2 separate regions of the Homo sapiens genome follow, and region 2 is linked to region 1. Evidence: chromatin contacts called from ENCODE Hi-C or POLR2A ChIA-PET data. All regions are on one chromosome and are shown on one strand. The core of a region is the stretch at or near the end of the contact, and the rest is flanking DNA. Distances in the headings are between cores, read along the strand shown. Region 1 overlaps YY1-DT (YY1 divergent transcript). Region 2 holds the start of BRF1 (BRF1 general transcription factor IIIB subunit).

What was found. A loop is a pair of places that touch in the nucleus more often than their neighbours do. ChIA-PET counts read pairs that join two places held with the same protein, here RNA polymerase II (POLR2A). Pooled maps may share reads with other maps.
Region 2: a pooled map shows a loop between it and region 1 (2.7-fold over the local background). The contact joins the promoter of BRF1 here to the enhancer-like site in region 1. A Hi-C loop is called at or near these places in 2 of 50 pooled maps. POLR2A ChIA-PET finds 5 or more read pairs at or near these places in 4 of 52 experiments (A549, OCI-LY7, PC-9 and 1 more).

Annotation. Positions count from the first base shown.
Region 1 is chr14:100,218,219-100,224,616 of GRCh38, forward strand. All of the region lies in intron 1 of YY1-DT (YY1 divergent transcript), which reads right to left. Among named protein-coding and RNA genes, the nearest start is that of YY1-DT, 17 kb to the right of the region's middle. RefSeq lists an enhancer at 1-193 and a silencer at 4,994-5,288. Within about 2 kb of position 3,458, at least 29 of the 41 ENCODE cell types and tissues checked have a DNase peak (open chromatin) inside an H3K27ac peak, as active enhancers do; they include OCI-LY7, where a contact is called at or near this core.
Region 2 is chr14:105,296,862-105,303,259 of GRCh38, forward strand. BRF1 (BRF1 general transcription factor IIIB subunit) reads right to left here and starts at 4,140. Exons shown (of 18, transcript NM_001519.4): 1 at 3,585-4,140. The coding sequence starts at 3,768. It also overlaps the pseudogene LOC124903409 and a transcript of PACS2 not described here. RefSeq lists an enhancer at 2,882-2,961 and silencers at 3,812-4,221, 4,452-4,821.

The DNA of each region.
Region 1 (6,398 bases), core at 2,208-4,707:
TGCCCCTTCTGCTTGCCAAGTGCCAACCTCTGAGCCCCATCCTGAACACCTGTTGCAGCCCAGCAAAGCCCCCTGTGCCAGCTTCGATGCCTCATTGGAACAGGAATGGCACTGGTCAACAGCACAGCACCTGCTCACAGAACCTGCTGGGCCTGGGCTAGAAGCCTGGCTTCAGTGCCCACCCGCTGCCACTCATGTCTGTTTGTATCAACCGCTGTTTTCCTAGCCCCGGCTGATTCTAGCAAGGCACAGGGTAAAAGAGAGGTGGCCCTGTCTGCTGGTGCTCACAAGCTTCTGGGCAAACTGATGATGGCCTGACTGATGGCGTCTTCAGTGAGCGAGGTCCTGCAGGACAGCACGTGGGAGGCCCTGCCTGGTCCTGCCGTGGCCTGCTCCACAGGCTTCAGTCTCCCCACCCTGGTCCTGGGCGCACCCAGTGAGCTCCTGTAAACTATTATAAAAGCCCACGTGGAAGCTGGCAGAAATGGGCCCTTTTTGTTGTGACTTTGTTTTTTTGAGACGGAGTCTCACTCTGTCGCCCAGGCTGGGGTGCAGTGGTGTGATCTTGGCTCACCGCAACCTCTGCCTTCTAGGTTCAAGCAATTCTCCCACCTCAGCCGCCCGGAGTAGCTGGGATTACAGGTGTGCGCCACTAAGCCCCAGCTAATTATTTTTGTATTTTTAGTAGAGATGGGGTTTTACCATGTTGGCCAGGCTGGTCATGAACTCCTGACCTCAAGTGATCTGTCCACCTTGGCCTCCCAAAGTGCTGGGATTACAGGCGTGAGCCACCACACCCAGCCCAGTTGTGACTTTTTAGGGCACTTTTCATACATACAAATCTATTTCAACCCAGAGGGGATGTACCCAAGGTCACACTGCATTGGTAGCATGGTGAGTAGAATTCGGGTCTCCTGATTTTTGGCCAGTGCTCACCCCTCCTCTGCTCTGTGCTTCCATAGCAACGTCCCAGTGCTCTTCATGGAAACACACTTAGGATATACCAGGAAGAAGGCACCAAGCTAAGTTTCTTTATATGTACCACCTAACTTCATTCTCACAATCACCTTGAAAGCCAGGCCTGCTTCTCTGCTGGGGCTCAGAGAGGTTAGGTCACTTGTCCAAGGTCACACAGCTAGTAAGAGTGAGGACTGAAGCAGGAGCAGTTCTGTGTTCTTTCTATTCATTTCCAGCTCGGACATCATTTCAGATGCAGTAACTGAAGCAAGGAATTTGAGCTGAAGGGGGCAGGTGCTGGGAAGACACAAGGGGCACCACTGTTGCCAGTTTGTTAAAATGTCAAAGCACCGCCAGATTCAGAGCTCTCACTCCCCCAAAGGTGAAGTCATCTCAGGCTCTAGGCACAGGGCCCAATGCTATGCAAGGCCATGAGCTAATACAAGCCCAGACTGCTGGGCCTTGTGTTCTCTTCTCCTTGTGGTATCAGTTTCCTTTTCTTCATACCTCTTTGTCCCAGTTAACTCCTGTGTTTTGCGAAGTCTAAGGTCATTTTAAAGGCAGACACAGGGCTGGGCATGATAGCTCACTCCTGTTATCCAAGCACTTTGGGAAGCCTAAGTGGGAGGATCCCTTGAGCCCAGGAGTTTGAGACTACCCTGGGCAATACAGCAGGATCCTGCCTTTTTTTTTTTCTTTTTTTTTTTTTTGAGATGGAGTCTCGCTCTGTCGCCCAGGCTGGTGCGATCTCTTGCAGTGGTGCAATCTCGGCTCACTGCAACCTCCACCTCCCGGGTTCAAGCAATTCTCCTGCTGGAGACTCTGGAGTAGCTGGGACTACAGGCGCCCACGACCATGCCCAGCTAATTGCTGTATTTTTAGTAGAGACAGGGTTTCACCATGTTGGCCAGGCTGGTCTCAAACTCCTGACCTTGTGATTCACCCACCTCGGCATCCCAAAGTGCTGGGATTACAGGCATGAGCCACCGTGTCCGGCCAGGATCCTGCCTCTTAAAAAAAAATGTATATGTATATTTTCAAATCACGGTCTCACTCTTGTCACCCAGGCTGGAGAGCAGTGGCACAATCATGGCATATCTGTATTTATTTATTTATTTATTTATTTATTTATTTAGAGAAAGAGTCTTGCTCTGTTGCCCAGGCTGGAGTGCGGTGGCGTGATCTCGGCTGACTGCAACCTCCACCTCCCAGGTTCAAGTGATTCTCATGCCTCAGCCTCCCGAGTAGCTGGAATCACAGACATGTGCCACCACTCCTGGCTAATTTTTGTACTTTTAGTAGAGATGGGATTTCGCTATGTTGGCCAGGATGCTCTCAAACTCCTGACCTCAAGCCACCTCGGCTTCCCAAAGGGCTGGGATTATAGGCGTGAGCCACCATGCCCGGCCTACAGAAATATTTAAAAAAAAAAATTAGCCAGGCATGGTGGTGGTGTGCACCTGTTGTCCCAGCTGCTAAAGAGGCTGAGGTGGGAGGATCACTTGAACCCAGGAGTACTAGGCTGCAGTAAGCCATGATTGTGCCACTGCGCTCCAGCCTGGGAGACAGAGTGAGACCATGACTGTTGAGAAATAAAAAATAGGCCGGGCGCAGTGGCTCACGCCTGTAATCCCAGCACTTTGGGAGGCTGAGGTGGGCGGATCACGAGGTCAGGATATCGAGACCATCCTGGCTAATACGGTGAAACCCCGTCTCTACTAAAAATATAAACAAACAAACAAACAAACAAAACAGCTGGGCATGGTGGCGGGCACCTGTGGTCCCAGCTACTCAGGAGGCTGAGGCAGGAGAATGGTGTGAACCCGGGAAGCAGAGCTTGCAGTGAGCCAAGATCGCACCACTGCACTCCAGCCTGGGCGACAGAGCAAGACTCCGTCTCAAAAATAAATAAATAAATAAATAATAAAATACAGGCAGACACAGGATAGCTGACACTCGAGGCTGCTGCCCAGTAGGTGCCCCAGGAAGTTGGCTCCCTCACATCTGCCCTGACCTCTTCCAGCTCGTCCAAGCGGCTCACCATCACCATGGAGCTTCCGAGAAAGTCGCCCACTCCAGAAGCAGCCTTACTGCTTTCACAGCTTTTATGATTTAAGGCTGAGTTGTTACTTTGCCCCCAAGGTAGGCCCATAAATCTGCCCTTAGGACAGAGTTACATCCATGACCCAGGCCCCATTCTGCTAAGGAGTTCTTTTGGTTGTTTGTAGGACCTGACCCTTGTAACTTGGTTTAAAGCAGGCTGGACAGTTTAAACCAAGCCCAAGCATATGCAATGTGTAAAATACAGGCTGAATTTACAGCAGGAAGTTGGTTCTCCTCTCGGGACAACCAGGGCCCTTGAGTTTTGGGAACTGGAACAACAGAGGCTCCCAGAGGGGAAGTGACTTTCAATCCAGTTCAGATATTGAGCACCTCTCTGTGTAAGGCTTGCGATACTAGCTCTTTGCTAACAACCGCAGCCCCAAAGGCTGCTCTTAACTGGGCGTGGCCTCACTGCCTCGGCAGGCTTTCACTTCAGGAGCATTGATTGAGCCGCTCTTTGTAAGCAGCAGTGGAATCAAGTAGCAACCGACACAATCAACAGGGAGAGATAACCAAGCACCCAAACCAGCACAGAACTGCAAACTGCGCTGCTATGAAAACACAGATGGGGTGAGGGAGAAGGAATATTGGGGAGGGTGGAGCTGCCCGGCTCGCGGTAAGCAGAGGATCTTTGCAGCGGAGATATTTAAGCTGAGACCTGGAGAAGAGGAACTAGCAGAGCAAAGAAACAGGAGAGCAAGGGAAAAGCATTCCAGGCAGAGGGAACCACATGTGCTAAGGCAATGAGGAAGGAGGAGTGTGGTGTGTTTGAGGAATCTGGCCTGTGCGAGGGGCATACGACAGGAGTTGAAGCAGGCAGGGGAGGAGCTACGCCTTAAGCCTTGGTCGGGGGTTTGCATTTCCTTTTCAGTAAAACTGTCTTTTGAAGGGTTCTCAGCAAGGGAATTCCATGATTAGATTTGTCTTTAAAATGCCATGGGCTGTGGGGGTGAGTGATGAGCGGAAGCTGGAAGGCCACAGGGGAGCCCCAGGGGTGGGGCTTGGGGTGCAGGTCTGATGTGGGAAGTGTAGGAAATTACTCTCAGTATTTAAACTGACAAGGGTTAATACAGGGAATTAGGAGCTTATGGGATAGGCTGAAAACAATGGGCTGGGGATCCGGGAATGGCTGACCCACCAAAAAGAGCCAAGTCAGGAAGGTGGGATCAGGGGGCCTCCACTAGCATTACTGAGTTCAAGAGTGTGCAGCTGCGGGGTGACCAGGGGTTCAGAAAACAATGTGACCACTCCTGCAACAACTTCCTCCTGGCGCCCACAAACCGAGGCGCAGACACGGAATGAGCTCCGTCTCCATGAACTTGCCAGAAAACAAAATAGGGGGAAGACTATTAATCCACCTGACTTCAGCCTTCCCAAACGGAACATCTGATTGAAGAAGCCCAGTCTTCTTCCAGGACCCCAGTTCCCAGAGAGTTTGAGAAACAGTTTTTACCTTGCCAGTCTGCAGACCCAGAGGAAATGCCAAAGAGGAGGCCTAGCCCATCCCATTCCCAGCACCCAAGAGGGGAGAAGGAGAAACACCGGGGAGACCTGGCTTGTCGGTGGAGTAGGTGTGGAGACGCAGGCTGGCCCCCAGGGCTCTGATTTATACAGTGGGTGGATGGGGGGAGGGAAGGAAGGAAGGAAGACAGGATGCGAGGGCAGGCTAGGGGTCCAGCTGTGGGGGCCCATGCAGAGCTCCAGAGGCTCTGGCCTTTTCCAGCCCTGTGGTTCAAGGGGACCGGGGGGCAGTGCTTCTCTATAGATCACTGACCCACAGGGAGAGAAATCAATTAAAGCCTGTTTACTCACTGAAAAATAACTTAGGCTGGAATTTTTCAAGGGGGAAAAGAAAGCCCCAAAGCACAATGCATCTGCTGGCCACTGGCTCTATTAATAACATAGAAAGCCATCGCCAATAAACAGAACAAGTGTGAAATACACACAGTGCCTCTATTAAAAGGGAGGAGGGGGTGGGAAGACAGACATACCAGGGACGGGAAAAGAAAAAACTGACACACCAGGAGGAGGACAGGAAGAGACTGCGAGAGACAAGATGGGAGAGCTGGGTCACAGGCAGGATGAGAACTAGTGAATAGGCAGCTGCAGTCAAAGACACAGATGCGAGGAGGTGCGAGGAGTGATTTTGCTCTTTGTCCCCTAAGTAGGAGCTCTGTTTGATTCACTGTAAAGGCTATCCCATGCTTCTGAAAGCAGTCTCTAAATCCTCAGCTGAGTTGCTGACGTGACCTGTACCAGCTGGAACAGCCTAGATGCACTTCTCAATCTGCTTCCCAGTGACCCACATGTGGCCATGTCTCATAGCTTTGAATAGTGAGCTCTTATTGCACACACTTGCTGGGAGGTCAGTGGATGAGTTTCATCTTTAATTCTTTATTCTCTCCCCTGCCTTGCCTAAGGTAACCATTATTAACTAATGAGTGTGTATCTCCCATTCCTTTCTTTGTGCTCACGTAACATATCAACACAGCTAGCTGGACTGATAGGAGGAGTGGCAGGTTTCAACAGAGACATACAAGTACAGTTCAAAGCCCAAAGCCATGTGTAACACACATACCATGCTGATCAGGGGAATATGGTCGCTCAAGAGGGAGGGCTTATGTCGGGCTGGAATGCTGGGAAAGTGGCATCTCAGGCGGAAGTTGAAGGATTAAGTGTCCAGAGGCAGAGTGTGGGGAGGAATACATTCCAGGTAGAAGGCAAAGCAAGGAGACAGCTGGGACATGGCAGATAACATGGTGTAACTGCCAGGAAGATATATGCAGAAGGGTGGTGGCTTTTGAGTAGAGGAAGATCAGGGCCAGAGAGCCAACTTAAGAAAATCAGCGTTCGTTACAGCGCACTGAGCAACCAGGATGAAAGCAGAAAAACTCTAGCAGTTCAACAGCCGATCTCAGGACCGTGCTTACAGATCAAGTAACTGGACTAAATCAGCTCCAGGGTCTCTTTTCACTCAAATTCTATGATGCCCACCAAATCAGTAAATCTAAATACCACCTCTTCCCACCTTAAAAAAGAGATGTTCCATGAAGAGTGTCTTGGTACCCAGTTGGCTCATCATTACTGAGCTCTGGGTGCCCAGTGGTGGCTGCCACATGGGAGCACTTGATATTTAGTGAACTGAATTAGTTGCTTTTTTGGTCTCCTATATAGTTCACTGTGGAAACAGACTGATGATTCCGTTACAACATAGTCAGTACAATGAAGGAACACCCAGACTATGGGCACACAGTGACTCTCCAGGGAACAGTTTCAGAGACAAAGAGACAAAGAAGGTCAAAATTTTTTAGAGAATTATACAGGCGGTGAGAAGTTAA
Region 2 (6,398 bases), core at 2,890-5,389, 5.1 Mb after region 1:
AAATGTCCAGAGGGCCAGGCACGGCAGCTCATGCCTATAATTCCAGCACTTTGAGAGGCTGAAGTGGGGGGGGATCACTTGAGGTCAGGAGTTCGAGACCAGCCTGGCCAACATGGTGAAACCCTGTCTCTACTAAAAATACAAAAATTAGCCAGGCGTGGTGGTGGGCTCCTGTAATCACAGCTACTTGGGAGGCTGAGGCACGAGAATCGCTTGAACCCAAGAGGCAGAGGTTGCAGTGAGCCGAGGTTGCACCACTGCACTCCAGCCTGAGTGACAGAGCGAGACTCCATCTCAAAAAAAAAGTCCAGAAGCTGTATGCTGAAAACTACCCAACACTGACAGACTATATCAAAGAAAATCTAAATGAATGCAAACATACACTGTGTTCCATGGACTACAAGATTCAACATAGAAAAAATGTCAGCTGGGCACAGTGGCTCCCACCTGTAATCCCAGCACTTTGGGAGGCCGAAGAGGGCGGATCACGAGGTCAGGAGTTCGAGACCAGCCTGGCCAATGTGGTGAAACCCCGTCTCTACTAAAAAATATACAAAAATTAGCTGGGTGTGGTGGCGTGTGCCTGCAGTCCCAGCTACTCAGAAGGCTGAGGCAGCAGAATCACTTGAACTCGGGAGGCGGAGGGTGCAGTGAGCTCAGATCGCGCCACTGCACTTCAGCGTGGGTGACAGGGTGAGACTCTGTCTCAAAAAAAGAGAAAGAAAGAAAAAATGTCAGCTCTCCCTAAATATATCAAGAGGTTTAATGCAATTCCAATGAAAACCCCACCAGGACTTTTGTACAGGTTGAACATCCCAAATCCAAAAATCTGAGATTATAAATGCTCCAAAACGGCCCGGTGCAGTGGCTCACGCTGGTAAACCCAGCACTTTGGGAGGCTGAGGCAGGTGGATCACGAGGTCAGGAGATCGAAACCATCCCGGCTAACACGGTGAAACCCCGTCTCTACTAAAAATACAAAAAATTAGCCGGGCGTGGTGGCGGTCGCCTGTAGTCCCAGCTACTTGGGAGGCTGAGGCAGGAGAATGGCGTGAAGCCAGGAGGCGGAGCTTGCAGTGAGCCGAGATAGTGCCACTGCACTCCAGCATGGGCAGCAAAGCGAGACTCCGTCTCAAGAAAAAAATAAAATAAAAAATAAATGCTCCAAAACATGAAACTTTTTGAGTATCAACACGATGCTCAAAGGAAATGCTCACTGGAGCATCTCAGATTTCAGATTTTTCGATTAGGGATGCTTAACCAGTAATTATAATGCAGATATTCCAAAATCAGAAAACTCTGGTATCCAAAACACTTCTGGTCCCAAGCATTTCAGGTAAGAATATGTGACCTGCAGAGATGCACAAACTTACTCTAAAATTAAAAAGAGAAAGGGAAATTAATAGCCACAACAACTTTGAAAAGGAAGAACAAAGGTTGAGGGACTCACAATATCTGATTTCAGGACAATATAACAGGTATAGTAAAAAAGCGTGTGATGCTGACAAAGGAAAACGGCACCTGATCAACAGGGCAGGACACAAGGCCCAGAGACAGACCTGCACGGACGGGGCCCAGTGAGCACAGCCGAGGGAGCAAAGGCCTTCAGTCTTTCAACAAACGGTGTTGAAACAAGGGGACCTCCAGATAAACAATGAGCCTCAGCCTACAAAGCACACCTTATACAAAACATAGATGGACCACAGATTTAGGCCAGGTGCGGTGGCTCGCGCCTGTAATCCCAGCACTTTGGGAGGCTGAGGCAGGCGGATCACTTGAGGTCAGGTGTTCAAGACCAGCCTGACGAACAGGGTGAAACCCTGTCTCTACTAAAAATACAAAAATTAGCCAAGTGAGGTGGCGCACGCCTGTAATCCCAGGTACTTGGGAGGCTGAGGCACGAGAATCACTTGAACCTGGGAGGCAGAGGTTGCAGTGAAACGAGATTGTGCCACTGCACTCCAGCCTGGGCCACAGAGCAAGATTCTGTCTCAAAAAAAAAAAAAAAGTTAAAACTTCTGCTTTGAGGCCGTGCGCAGTGGCTCACGCCTGTAATCCCAGCACTTTGGGAGGCCGAGGTAGGCGGATCACGAGGTCAGGAGATCGAGACCATCCTGGCTATCACAGTGAAACCCCGTCTCCACTAAAAAATACAAAAAAAATTAGCCGGGCATGGTAGTGGGCTCCTGTAGTCCCAGCTACTCGGGAGGCTGAGGCAGGAGAATGGCGTGAGCCTGGGAGGCAGAGCTTGCAGTGAGCCGAGATCGAGCCACTGCACTCCAGCCTGGGCAACAGAGCAAGACTCCATCTCAAAAGAAAAAAAACTTCTGCTTTGAAAATCACATATACAACAAAGGGCTTGTAACTACAATCCACAAAGAACTCCCAAAACTCAACAATAAGAAAACAACCCAAATAAAAAATGAGAGTCAGGGTGTGGTGGCTCACGCTGTAATCCCAGCAATTCGGGAGGCCAAGGCTGGAGTATCACTTGAGCCCAGGAGTTTGAGACCAGCCTGGGCAACATAGAGACCTTGTCTCTACTAAAAATAAAATAAAATAAATGATCACAGCATGGTGGCATGCACCTGTAGTCTCAGCTACTCAGGAGGTTGAGGCAGGAGAATTGCCTGAGCCTAGGAGTTCAAGGCTGCAGAGAGCCATGACTGGGCCATTGCACACCAGCCTGGGCCACAGAGTGAGATCCTGTCTCGAGATAAATAAAAAAATAAGACTTGAGCACACATTTCAACAAAGAGGATTCGGGCATGGCAAATAAGCACCCTAATAAGGTTGAACATCACTAGCCAGTAGAGAAATACAGAATACCACTATGATGAGATGCCACACACCTGTTAGAACAACCGAAATAAAAACATCGACAACACCAAGTGCTGGTGAAGATGTGGGGCAACTGGTGAGAATGCATAATGGCACAGCCACATCACAAAACAGTTCATGACAGTTTCCCATAGAGTTACACATACAGCTAAGTTCCCCAGAGAAATGAAAACGTATGTTCACACAGAGAGCTGCAAATGAATCCTTTTAGCAGCTCTATTCACAACCACCTGAAACTGGCCACAGTCCAGCTCCTTCCACAGGCTGGGGTCCATCCCCAGCCCGCAATACTGCCCATCACTGAAACGTCCCCTCCGAGGCCTGCAGCAGCCTGAGTGGCCCTAGGGCATCCGCCCGGTAACCACCAAGGCCAAGGGCAGCAGCAATCGGATTCTAAGTACCAGACATTGCTGAAAACAAAACTGCAGGCACAGAGAGTGACAGTGAGGGGCAGCTTGAGGGGCCTTCTGGGCTCCCCAGGCTCTCTTCAACCCTCCCTGTGCTGGCTGCCCTGGCCCACGCGTGTGTCGAGGAAGTCCACGCACGCCACGGGGGTCCACAGGCGCGCGAAGAAGGTCTACATTCTCGCCAAGGGGATCCACACTCGCGCCCAGACGGCGCAGAACCGCGCGCCCCGACAGAGCGTGCGGTACCGAGGCGCTGGTCCCGGCCGCGCCGTCACCGCCTCCAGCCCGCCTAAGCCGCACCGAGAAATCCGCGCAGCGCCAGCCCGCGGGACTCACCGTCCAGGGACACGAACTGGCCCACGGCCGAGGAGCCGCCGCCGCTGCTCTCCACGAACTGCACCTCGGACACGATGATGTTGTCCTCCAGCACTGAGCCGCAGGCGGTGCACACCGCGTCCCCGCGCGCCGCGTCCAGCTCGATGTCCGTGCCGCCGCAACCGCGGCACACGCGGCCCGTCATGCCGGCGACCGCGCGGGCAGCGCCCGGAGCCTCCCAAGACTCTCAAGCCACCCGAGCCTCCGGAGCAGCCCGCGCCGCCCGCCCAGGCCCAGCCGCCCAGGCCTCGCCGCTCTCGCGAGGCCCCGCTCCAGCCGATTCGCAGCCGCAGATTCGCCGCGCGCGCCCGGGCCGCGCCGCCCGCAACGGCCGCGCCCGCGGGATGGGACAGGCACCGGGACCACGGCGGGGACGCGAGGACTGGAGCCGCGACCTCCCCACTGCGAGCGAGCTGGCCTCCCTTGCGGCGCGCCGGCGTCGGAGGGGCGACCTGCGGGGGCTGGGCTTCGGCGGAACCCGAGCGGGGCCTACCGGTGAGCGCAGCCGAGGACTGGCGCTTGGGGGCGGGGCCACGGCGGTGAGCGCAGCCCGGGACTGGAGTTTGGGGCGGGGCCTCGTCGGTGGGCGACACCGGGGACTAGAGCTAAGGGTGGGGCCTCGCGGTGAGTGCAGCCGGGGACGGGACCCAAGGCTGGCGACGGGACCCAAGGCTGGCGACGCGACCTAAGGCAGTGGGCGGGCCCTTGGCGATGAACGCAGTCGGGGACTAAAGCTGGACGCGGGGCAGAGGAGGGTCCTCCTCGGATAGTGAGCGCGGTCTCCAGCGGCGAGCGAGGCCTGGGGTGAGGACTCAGCCGGATGCGGGGCTGAGGGTGGGGGGCGGGGCCTCCCGTGGAGAGACGGCCTGCGAAGGGAACTGGAGCTGTGGGCGGGGGAAGGGGGCGGAGCCTGGGTCTGGACCCGAACTGTGGGCGGGGCTTGAGGCGAGGGGGCCGAGCGTGGTGGGCGGGGCCTTGGCTCCTGAGGGCGACCTGGGACCCAACCCCGGGCTCTGGGAGTGGTGGGCGGGGCCAGGGCAGCTGCGCTGGGGGGCCTGGCCGCAGAGGTGGAGACACCCGCCAGGGGCCACCCTGCCCCGCCCTCCGCATTTGCGGCGTCCGCCGCTCCGCTCGCCCAGGTTCCAGAGCCTCCCCGTGCGCCCCGCTATTCTCCGTTTTCTGTTCCCCTAAAATTCCCACTTTCTAGCAGTCATTCGTGGCCACCTGTGGTTACCCGTGAGTCACCTCGCTGTGCCCCCTGCCCAGAGCGGGAACCCTGGCTGCGCACGCCCTCAAATATCTGCAGGTGCTGTTCACAATCGCCATAGGGCCGGTGACATACCCAGGAATGAGCCTAAAAAGAAATGCGTAACCAGGCGTAGTGGCTCACGCTTGTAATCCCAGCACTTTGGGAGGCCAAGGCAGGCGGATCACGTAAGGTGAGGAGTTCGAGACCAGCCTGGCCAACATGGCGAAACCCCGTCTCCACTAAAAATACAAAAAAATTAGCCAGGCTTGGTGGTGGGCGCCTGTAATCCCAGCTACTCGCGAGTCTGAGACAGGAGAACCACTTGAACCTGAGAGGTGGAGGTTGCAGTGAGCTGAGATCCCGCCATTGCACTCCAGCCTGGGTGACGGGTGACAAGAGTGAAACTCTGTCTCAAAAAAAAAAAAGAGAAAAAAGGAAATGCGGAAGACCCCACCCTCTTTTTTTTCTTTCTTTTTTTTTTTTTTTTGAGACGGAGTCTCTGCTCTGTTGCCCAGGCTGGAGTGCAGTGGTGAGATATCGGCTCACTGCAACCTCTGCCTCCTGGGTTTAAGCGATTCTCCTCTCTCAGCCTCCCGAGTAGCTGGGATTACAGGTATGCACCACCACACCTGGCTAATTTTGTATTTTTAGTAGAGACGGGGTTTCTCCATGTTGGTCAGGCCAGTCTTGAACTCCCGACCTCAGGTGATCCGCCCACTTCAGCCTCCCAAAGTGCTGGGATTACAGGCATGAGCCACCGTGCATGGCCCTATTTCATTAATTTCTGCTCTCATTTTTGTTAGATCCTTCTTTCCACTTAATTTGGTTCAATGTGTTCCCTTTTTCTAGTTTCTTCATTTTTTAAAAATTGAGATAGTGTCTCATTCTGTCACCCAAGGTGGAGTGCAGTAGCATAATCAAGCCTCACTGCAGACTCTACCTCCTGGGCTCAGGTGATCCTCCCACCTCAGCCTCCCGAGTAGCTGGAACTACAGGCATGTGCCACCACACCCAGATAATATTTTTTGTAGAGATGGGTTTTTGCCTCATTTGCCCAGGCTGGTCTGGAACTCCTGGGCTCAAGTGAGCCACCCGCCTTGTCTTCCCAAAGTGCTGGGATTACAGGCATGAGCCACTGCTCCCCGCCCTGTCCTCCCAAAGTGCTGGGATTACAGGCATGAGCCACTGCTCCCCGCCCTTTCTCTAGTTCTTTTTTTTTTTTGAGATAGAGAACACCCAGGCTGGAGTTCAGTGGTGCCATCTCAGCTCACTGCAACTTCCACCTCCCAGGTTCAAGTGATTCTGTCACTTCAGCCTCCCAAGTAGCTGGAATTACAGGCATGTGCCACCACGCCCAGCTAATTTTTGTATTTTTAGTAGAGATGGGGTTTCACCATGTTGGCTAGGCTGGTCCCAAACTCCTGACCTCAAGTGATCCACCTGTCTTGGTCTCCCAAAGTGTTGAGATTCTACACGTGAGCCAATGCACCCGGCCCCTTTTTCTAGTTTTTGTTTTGTTTTGTTTT